Linked DNA regions of Homo sapiens: region 2 is linked to region 1. A link is an interaction called in ENCODE POLR2A ChIA-PET data of the cell type or tissue named here. Cell type or tissue: PC-9. All regions are shown on one strand. Each heading gives the region's core, and the rest is flanking DNA. Links, peaks and the distances in the headings are about the cores only. Region 1 has its middle 8.9 kb from the start of FAM20B. Region 2 overlaps ABL2 (ABL proto-oncogene 2, non-receptor tyrosine kinase).

Evidence for each region. Peaks named below come from ENCODE experiments on the same cell type or tissue, not always from the same donor. Only the 100,000 strongest peaks of a DNase experiment are listed, where the experiment ranks them.
Region 2: POLR2A ChIA-PET joins it to region 1 with 5 read pairs; 2 of 35 experiments call an interaction of 5 or more read pairs at or near these places.

What each region holds. Positions count from the first base shown.
Region 1 is chr1:179,014,779-179,019,172 of GRCh38, reverse strand. It overlaps a transcript of FAM20B not described here. Among named protein-coding and RNA genes, the nearest start is that of FAM20B, 8.9 kb to the left of the region's middle. RefSeq lists a cis regulatory region at 1,712-2,223. In PC-9, for the core only: no CTCF peak of the experiment used is centred there; DNase peaks (open chromatin) are centred at 1,112 and 1,912; H3K4me3 peaks cover 945 bases; H3K27ac peaks cover 2,402 bases.
Region 2 is chr1:179,173,258-179,177,651 of GRCh38, reverse strand. All of the region lies in intron 1 of ABL2 (ABL proto-oncogene 2, non-receptor tyrosine kinase), which reads left to right. Among named protein-coding and RNA genes, the nearest start is that of ABL2, 54 kb to the left of the region's middle. In PC-9, for the core only: no CTCF peak of the experiment used is centred there; DNase peaks (open chromatin) are centred at 1,881 and 2,201; H3K27ac peaks cover 1,596 bases.

The DNA of each region.
Region 1 (4,394 bases), core at 170-4,169:
TTTCTAGATATATCTGTTAGGGTGTTTCTGGAAAAGATTAGCATTTGAATTGGTGAACTGAGTCAAGCAGATGGCCCTCCCCACTGTGCGTGGACTGCATCCAATCTGTTCAGGGTATAAACAGAACAAAAATGTAGAAGAAGGTTGAATATGTGATCTCTGACTACTTTAGCTGGGATATGGATCTTCCCCTGCCGTTGCTACCCCTGCTTCTCAGGCCTTCAGATCTGGACTGCAATCTATACCATCGGCCCTCTGGCTCTCAGGTTATACGACCAGCTTTCCTGGGTCCTCGGCTTGCAGACAGCAGATTGTGGGACTTCTCAACCTCCATATTCACGTGAGCCAATACCTTCTCATAAGTCCCTTTCTAGAGATATATGTATACATAGATCCTATTGGTTCTGTTTCTCTAGAGAACCTTGACTGATACAGATTTAATGCTATGGAATGAGTGTGTCCCCACAAACTCATAACTTAATGGTATATCATGAACAACTTCTACATTATTACATATTTTTACTACAACATTTTCTTAAATCACAACATTTTTAAAAGATCTTTGGGGCCGGGCATGGTGGCTGACGCCTGCAATCCTAGCACTTTGGGAGGCTGAGGCGGGAGGATCACCTGAGGTCAGGAGTTTGAGACCAACCTGGCCAACATAGTGAAACCCCGCTTCTACTAAAAATAAAAAAATTAGCCAGGCGTGATGGTGGGCACCCATAATCCCAGCTACTCGGGAGGCTGAGGCATGAAAATCGCTTGAACCTGGGAGGTGGAGTTTGCAGTGAGCTGAGATTGTACCATTGTACTCCAGCCTGGGCGACAGAGTGAAACTCAGTTTCAAAAAAAAAGATCTTTGGTATTCCATGCTGAGGTTATACTGAGGTTTGTTTAGCTGGTTCCTTTTAAGTTAGACATTTAGGCTGCTTACATTGAGACTTTTTACATAAAGGTCATAGGGCAGAGAGGCATAACAGAGATGGAGGTGTTCTCCCAGGACCCAGGCACATGTGACACAGAGGGAACTTGTCACAGATACAGCACAGTTCCACTCCAAGGGCTCCTGGAGAATCCATAAGCAACTGGAATTATCCTCTTTGATGATTCATCCAGATGTCAAGGGCAGAACACCCTCTGGCCTTCTTAGCTAGCTGCCTGCTAATCAGCAGCTTACTCAAGAAAAGGCAAAGTTCATTATCTTTCACACGTCTGCAGTTTTTCATTTTTCTCCTTTCTCCTCTTTTCCTATTTCTTATTTTGGCTCTGATATATGAAATAAAGCTATTTTTGGTTTCCCTTGTATTCAAGTAAATGGTGCCCTAATAATTAACCCTATGTCTTTGAATTATTCTTTGATACTATTATACACAGTCTTTCTGTGATCATTCTTGTAGCAAATTGGTGTGCTTATTCAGGACTGTGTTCCATGGCACTAACTTCTGGTGGATGCTGTGTGACTGTATTGCCCTATCTGACTCTAGCCCACAATGTGAAGGAAGGCAGCTTTCAGCATCACAGGTTATAAAATGCACCAAAGAATGACATAATGACACAGAAATAAATATAGAATGCTCAATGAAAAGCTAAGTACTGGAGAAACTTACAAGGAAAATGAAAATAATTCCAGCCCTGCAAATCTTACCTTCCTCCATACGCAAACACAGACTGGCAATTCACAAGTAAATGCAAGGTTTTCAATATCCAACAGTTTGTAGTCATGAAAAAAAAGTCAAAAGTAAAACACTCCGTACAGTGCCTTTCCTTGTCCTTTTTAAAGCTCAAAAGAGGCTCAAGCAACAACATTCTCCTTCTGAGTTGAAACCAACAGGAGCTGAGGCTGCCCTGGGACAGTGGCCCTTTTATGAACTGGGAGTGAAGACCGGGCTTATTCACAGGACTTGTGGGGCAGTTGGACCACACCCTTTCTGGGCTGCTTGCCAGTGTGTGGTTTGGGCTGGGCCTTGATGGGATTGCTGATCTCCAGAGGGCAACATGGGGTGTGCATTTGAACCAGCCTTCCTTCGGGGAAGCTTTAACGTCAACTATGAGATGTGGCTCTTGATAGATTTTCAATCCCCATTTCCTGAGCTGCTGCTGCATGCTGGGCCTGGGGACAATAAGGACACCTTGCTGGCCTGTGCAGGATCCCAGTCCAGTGGGAAGATTGACACATAGGCCCAGAATCACAGTAAAATTCTGCCATCATTTGTATAACAGACATCTACTGGTCAGCTCTTTTTGCCAGCTCCACGATTCCAAAAGAGGAAGGGTTTCGTAGAGGCTGTCTGGTTGGAAAGGGGTAGCTAGGGCACTAGATGGAAGCAGTTTTTTCATAGATTATACACTGCAGCCTATAAATATAGCAAAGTTTTCCAAAGGTGTTTTTATTCATGTACATATGATTGAGAAAATGTTTCTCAGTTTCCATGTCATTACATATATTGCCACATTCTAAAATTGTTTTTCATATTTGATTATTACTTGGGGTAGTAGGGGAGGCACTAATAGATGGTAAGAGGCAGATACATTCTCCCTAAACCACTCCTCAGGCTGCATTAGGTACAGAGGATGCCATCTAACACTGCCTGCGCAGCAAGCAGGGGCTTGCGATGCAGGTGGGGAGTCAGCAAGCAAATGCAAAATACAGTACAACTTAGCAAGTGCTGCTCATGCATCTGCTTAATGGCTCATTCTTTTAGTGTTTATTGAGTGCCTACTGCAGCCAGCCACAGTGCTGGGCCCTGAGGGTGCTCCTTCTCTGAACTCACAGGGCAGTGAGTCCTAGGGGTAGGGTTGCCTGATAAAACACAGGTGGTCCCATTAAATTTGAATTTCAAGAACAATTTTTTGGTATAAGTATGTCCTATGCAATGTTTTTATTTGTTAAGTCTCACAACCCTCCCAAGGAGAGACCATAAAGAATGCAGAATGCTCACAGCCGGGCACGGTGCCTCACACTTGTAATCCCAGCATTTTGGGAGGCCGAGGCAGGTGGATCACCTGAGTTCAGGAGTTTGAGACCATCCTGGCCAACATGGTGACAGCTGTCTCCACTAAAAGTACAAAAATTAGCCTAGCATGGTGGTGCACACCTGTAATCCCAGCTACTTGGAAGGCTGAGGCAGGAGGATCGCTTGAACCCAGGAGGCAGAGGTTGCAGTGAGCTGAGATTGCGCCACTGCACTCCAGCCTAAAAAAATTAACCTGGCACGGTGGCACGCACCTGTAGTCCCAGCTGCTTGGGAGGCTGAAGTGGGAGAATCGCTTGAACCTGGGAGGTGGAGGTTGCAATAAGCCGAGATCACACTACTGCACTCCAGCCTGGGTGACAGAGCAAGACCCTGTCTCAAAAAAAAAAAAAAAAAAAAAAAAAGAATGCAGAGTGCTCAGGACACGGAGGGTTAGGAGGAACTCCTCAGGTATCTGCTTACTTGGCATCCCCTCAGCAAGGCCGCCATGAGTGTCTTATCATTCTGCAGCCCTTCACCTTAATCATTCTGAAATTATACAGGATGATATAGCAAGGATTATCAGTCTTGCCCAGATGAATGTACTCCCCAAGAGCAGGGTCCTTAACTGTCCTAATTCCCAGCACATAGGTGGGGCATAACTACTTGTGGAATGAATGAATGTTCCTGGGGCAGATGAATGGAGGGCACTGTGGTCAGGAAAGGCTTCACAGAGAGGTGGATTGGAGTAGGGCCTAAAGAAAATGAGGGGTTTACTAGGTGGACAGAGGGGAGGGAAGGACACTCCAGGCAGAGGGATCAGTATGAACAGAGACATGGAGGAGTGGAAGAGCCGGTGGCCAGACTTTTTTTTTTTTTTTTTGAGACAGTGTCTTGCTCTGTCACCCAGGCTGGAGTGCAGTGGTGTAATCTTGGCTCACTGCAACTTCCACCTCCCAGGTTCAAGCAGTTCTCCTGCCTCAGCCTCCTGAGTAGCTGAGACTATAGGCATGTGCCACCATGGCCAGGTAATTTTTGTATTTTTAGCAGAGATGGGGTTTCACCATGTTGGCCAGGATGGTCTCGAACTCCTGACCTCAGGTGATCCACCCGCCTTGGCCTTCCAAAGTGCTGGGATTACAGGCATGAGCCACCGTGCCTAGCCCCAAGTGGCCAGGTTTTATAGGAGTGTTGAGGACGTGTCTGGGAAGGAGTAGGGATCAGGAAAAGCAGCAAGGGCCTGGCCAGGTTCTTGTGTGCCTGCCTAGGTAAGGAACCAAGGGGTTTTTAGGAGGAGGGGAATTGAAGAGGTGTGGGGTCAGAGCAGAGAGGGCATCACAGAAGCTATCCGCCTAGCAATGGTCTGGGCAAGAGAGCCTGAAGGTCTGAAGCAGGCAAGGATGAGATCATTTGCGGGTATTTAGGAGAAAGAATCAGTAG
Region 2 (4,394 bases), core at 207-4,206, 160 kb before region 1:
AGTCCCTGAAATACTAGATTTACAAAAGAGGTAACTGTTTTACCACCTCCAATTAAATGAATTAATTGTTATCAAATTAAATGAATTAATTGTGGTTAAATCCCAGGTTCCTTAATCTACTGTTTCTTGAAGTTTTGTTGGATAAGGAAGGAAACAGTAGTAACAACTGACTGCCCTTCTGAATTCTGCTGTTAGTCCTAGGGCAAGATGCTCCCAGAAACAATCTCCCTGAGGATGACTGTAGTTGGAGGGGGATGGTATGCCACGACTATTCTTGGAACTTGACTTGGCTGTTTCTGTGCCTCTTTGGCAGAGGCCAGAAGGGCTGGGTTGAATCTCGGGGCATCTTTGGAATAATCAGGATGCTTAGTATAGCAGCCTGGCTTGCAACTAGGGTTCAGTGGTCTTGACAGTGTTTGTTGGCTTGTTTTTTTGTTTATTTCTCACATTGTTTTTAATCCCTGTTCTTCTTGTCAGAAATAGGAACCTGCTCCTCACTTGCTCATCTCTCCTAGGCTAGGGTGTTAAATTAAGTCTTTCTCTTCTATTGATTCATTCACTCTCTTAAGTGTTGGACATCAAAAGCAAGGTTTTATTTCAAAAAAGAAGTGTACCTCTTTATAGTTTTCTTAGGATAAGAAAATGTAACAACACTTGGCCGTGTGTGTTGGCTCATGCCTATAATCCCAGCACTTTGGGAGGCCGAGGTGGGCAGATCACCTGAGATCAGGAGTTCGAGACCAGCCTGACCAACATGGCAAAACCCCATCTCTACTAAAAATACAAAAATTAGCCAAGCATGGTGGCGGGCACCTGTAATCCCAGCTACTTGGGAGGCTGAGGCAGGAGAATTGCTTGAACCTGTGAAGCGGAGGTTGCAGTGAGCCAAGATGGCACCTCTGCCCTCCAGCCTGGGTGACAGAATGAGAATCTGTCTGGAAAAAAAAAAGAATATGTAACAACACTAAAAACAAATGCTGACTGCTGCTAATAAAAGCCATATTATTTTTGTTTTCTTGAATAGCACTTGAATATGCCAGATATTTGCCTTCAGCTCCCAAAGTGAGATAATCTTAAATAGAACTTTATAACAGCCTTTTATGCATATAGTTAAAAAGGAGTGATTGATTTTGATCAATTTCTTAGAAACTTTTTAAACATTTTTTGTGGGTACATAGTGTATATATTTATGGGGTATATAGGATATTTTAATACAGGAATACAATGTATAATAGAGTATCCTGTTAAACATTGGGAAAATGGGGTATCTATCACCTCAAGCATTTATTCTTTGTGTTGAAAACAATCCAGTTATACTCTTTTAGTTATTTCAAAATGTATGGTTAAATTATTATTAACTAGAGTCACCCTGTTGTGCTATCAAATACTAGATCTTATTTATTCTATTTTTCTGTACCCATTAACCATCCCCACCCTCCCACCGCCCTCACTAACGAACTTGTGACTGTAGAGACTGTGGTAAGAATGTGTCTACTTGGCCAGGTATGGTGTCTCACACTTGTAATCCCAGCACTTTGGGAGGCCGAGGCAGGCGGGTCACTTGAGGTCAGGAGTTGAGACTAGCCTGGCCAACATGGTGAAAACCCGTGTCTACTAAAAATACAAAAATTAGCCGGGCGTGGTGGCACACACCTGTAATCCCAGCTACTTGGGAGGCTGAGGCAGGAGAATTGCTTGAGCCCGGGAGACAGAGGTTGTAGTGAGCCAAGATCGTACCACTGTATTCCAGCCTGGCCGACAGAAGGAGCCCTCGTACACCCCTCCTCAAAAAAAAAAAAAAAAAGAAGAATGTGTCTACTTGTCTAGCAGTCTAGCATGCAGTCTTCTTTGTTAATTTGCTTCATCATTCCCTTTCATCAGCCTTTAGTCTCACTGCCTAGGGCATGAGCTCACATCCTCATTTGTTAGACTTACAAGACAGTGACATGCCAGACAGTAGTAAAACCTCCCTAGGATATCTGTCTGCTAAGAGACTAAAATTAAGAGCTAGATATTTTCTCCCTTAAGGACATCCATTTAAGGACAGTGGTTCCCCCACTATCCTACCCCGAAAGTAGCTCATTTATTTCATTTAGGTAACTTCAGACTTGTCTGTTGTAATATTCTAATTAAGTCTTCAGATGTTAACTAAGCTTTTATTATTGTGAAACATTCTTGGCAATGGAAGTCTGGTCTCTGCCAGTTCCAAGTGACTGGTGGTGGCTTTTCTGTTCTGGGCAGGGCAGGGAACAGAGGACCCATTCAAGGGGACCAGGGAAAAGGGTAAAGGAGCTAGCTGAACAACTGTCAGCCTGGTCTAACATCTTGCCTCTCTTTATTTTCTCTCTCTGGCATTGACATCCTATTGCTATTGTGGCTATGTTTGGTACCTTACCCATTTCTGCTAAAAACATAACTAACTCATCTTTTCTCCTGGTTTCGAAATAAAAAGTGCTCTAAGAAATTTCAGCTGGGCATAGTGGCTCATGCCTGTAATCCTAGTACTTTGGGAGGATGAAGCAAAAGGATTGCTTGAGGCCAGGAGTTCAGGATCAGCCTGGGCAACATAGCAAGACCTAGTCTGTATTTTAAAATACTATTTTTTTAAAAAAACTAAGAATTCCATGGGGGAAAGACACTAAAAGATCAGGGGATAAGCACCCTTTTATATTTCTCTACTTTCTCCTTTTTGCTTAGAACCAATAGAATTATTATTATTATTATTATTATTTTTTTTATTTTATTTTTTTTTTTTTGAGACAGAGTCTCTGCTCTGTCACCCAGGCTGGAGTGCAGTGGCACGATCTGGCCTCACTGCAACCTCCACCTCCCAGGTTCAAGTGATTCTCCTGCGTCAGCCTTCTGAGTACCTGGGATTACAGGTGCGTGCCAACACTTTGAGGTCTCAAACTCCTGACCTCAAGTGATCAGCCCACCTCAACCTCCCAAAGGGCTGGGATTATAGGTGTAAGCCACTGTGCTCAGCCCCAGTAGAAAATTTGAGGAGTATAAAAAAGTTGTAGAAGGTTTTAAGACTGCGCCTGGGCTGAAGTAATATGAAGTAGTAGTCATTCATATATACATACATACATATATATGTATATATATGTATACACACACATATATATATTTCAAAGTATTAGCCTCCCGAGTAGCTGGGGTTACAGGCATGTGCCACCACGCCCGGCTAATTTTTTGTAGTTTTAGTAGAGATGGAGTTTCTCCATGTTGGTCAGGCTGGTCTCGAACTCCCGACCTCAGGTGGTCTGCCTGCCTTGGCCTCCCAAAGTGCTGGGATTACAGGTGTGAGCCACCAGGCCCCAGCCTTACCAGTATATTTGAAACCTTTTTTTTTTTTTTATTGGAGACAGAGTCTTGCTCTTTCGCCCAGGCTGGAGTGCAGTGGCACGATCTCGGCTCACTGCAGCCTCCACCTCTTGGGTTCAAGTGATTCTTCTGCCTCAGCCTCCTGAGTAGCTGGGACTACATGCACACACCACCACGCCCAGCTACTTTTTGTATTTTTAGTAGAGACAGAGTTTCACCATGTTGGTGAGGATGGTCTTGATCTCCTGACCTTGTGATCCGCCCACCTCGGCCTCCCAAAATGCTGGGATTAAAGGCGTGAGCCACCGCACCCGGCCAGAAACCATTTTCTTTTTCTTGCAAGTAACAATATCATACTTCAGGGTTTTCTTGAGAAGGTAGGTGGCATTGTAATTATTCCTTTAAAAAATTTTTATGTTTTGCTTTTATATAGTCACATCCAGTCAGTGTTCAAATCTCATTCTTTTTCAGCTTTTTAAATTAATATCCAGGTAAGATCTACACATCACAATGATACATTTAATAATTGATATAATACTTAATAATATGTCCAATGGAATTGATCCGTTATCTTAAGTCTCTTTTGATCTGTAGATTCTCTGCCTAAAATAATTAGCTTGGTATTGTTTGGGGCAAAGTAAATTATTATTCTAAAAACCTATTAAAAGCCTTTCTGGCTGGGCATGGTGGCTCTCACTTGTAATCCCAGCACTTTGGGAGGCCAAGGTGGGCGGATCACGAGGTCAGGAGATCGAGACTATCCTGGCCAACATGGTGAAACCCCCTCTCTACCAAAAATACAGGCGTGGCGGCACGTGCCTGTAATCCCAGCTGCTAGAGAGGCTGAGGCAGGAGAATTGCTTGAACCAGGGAGATGGAGGTTGCAGTGAGCTGAGATCGTGCCATTGCACTCCAGCCTGGTGACAGAGCAAGATTCCGTCTCAAAAAAAAAAAAAAAAAAAAAAATTACAGCCTTTCTAACTTTAATGTTTGTGGCTATGTTATTCTAATTGTATGAGCTATTTCCTAAAACATACTTTCAAAATACTTCTTGATAGTTTTGGAAG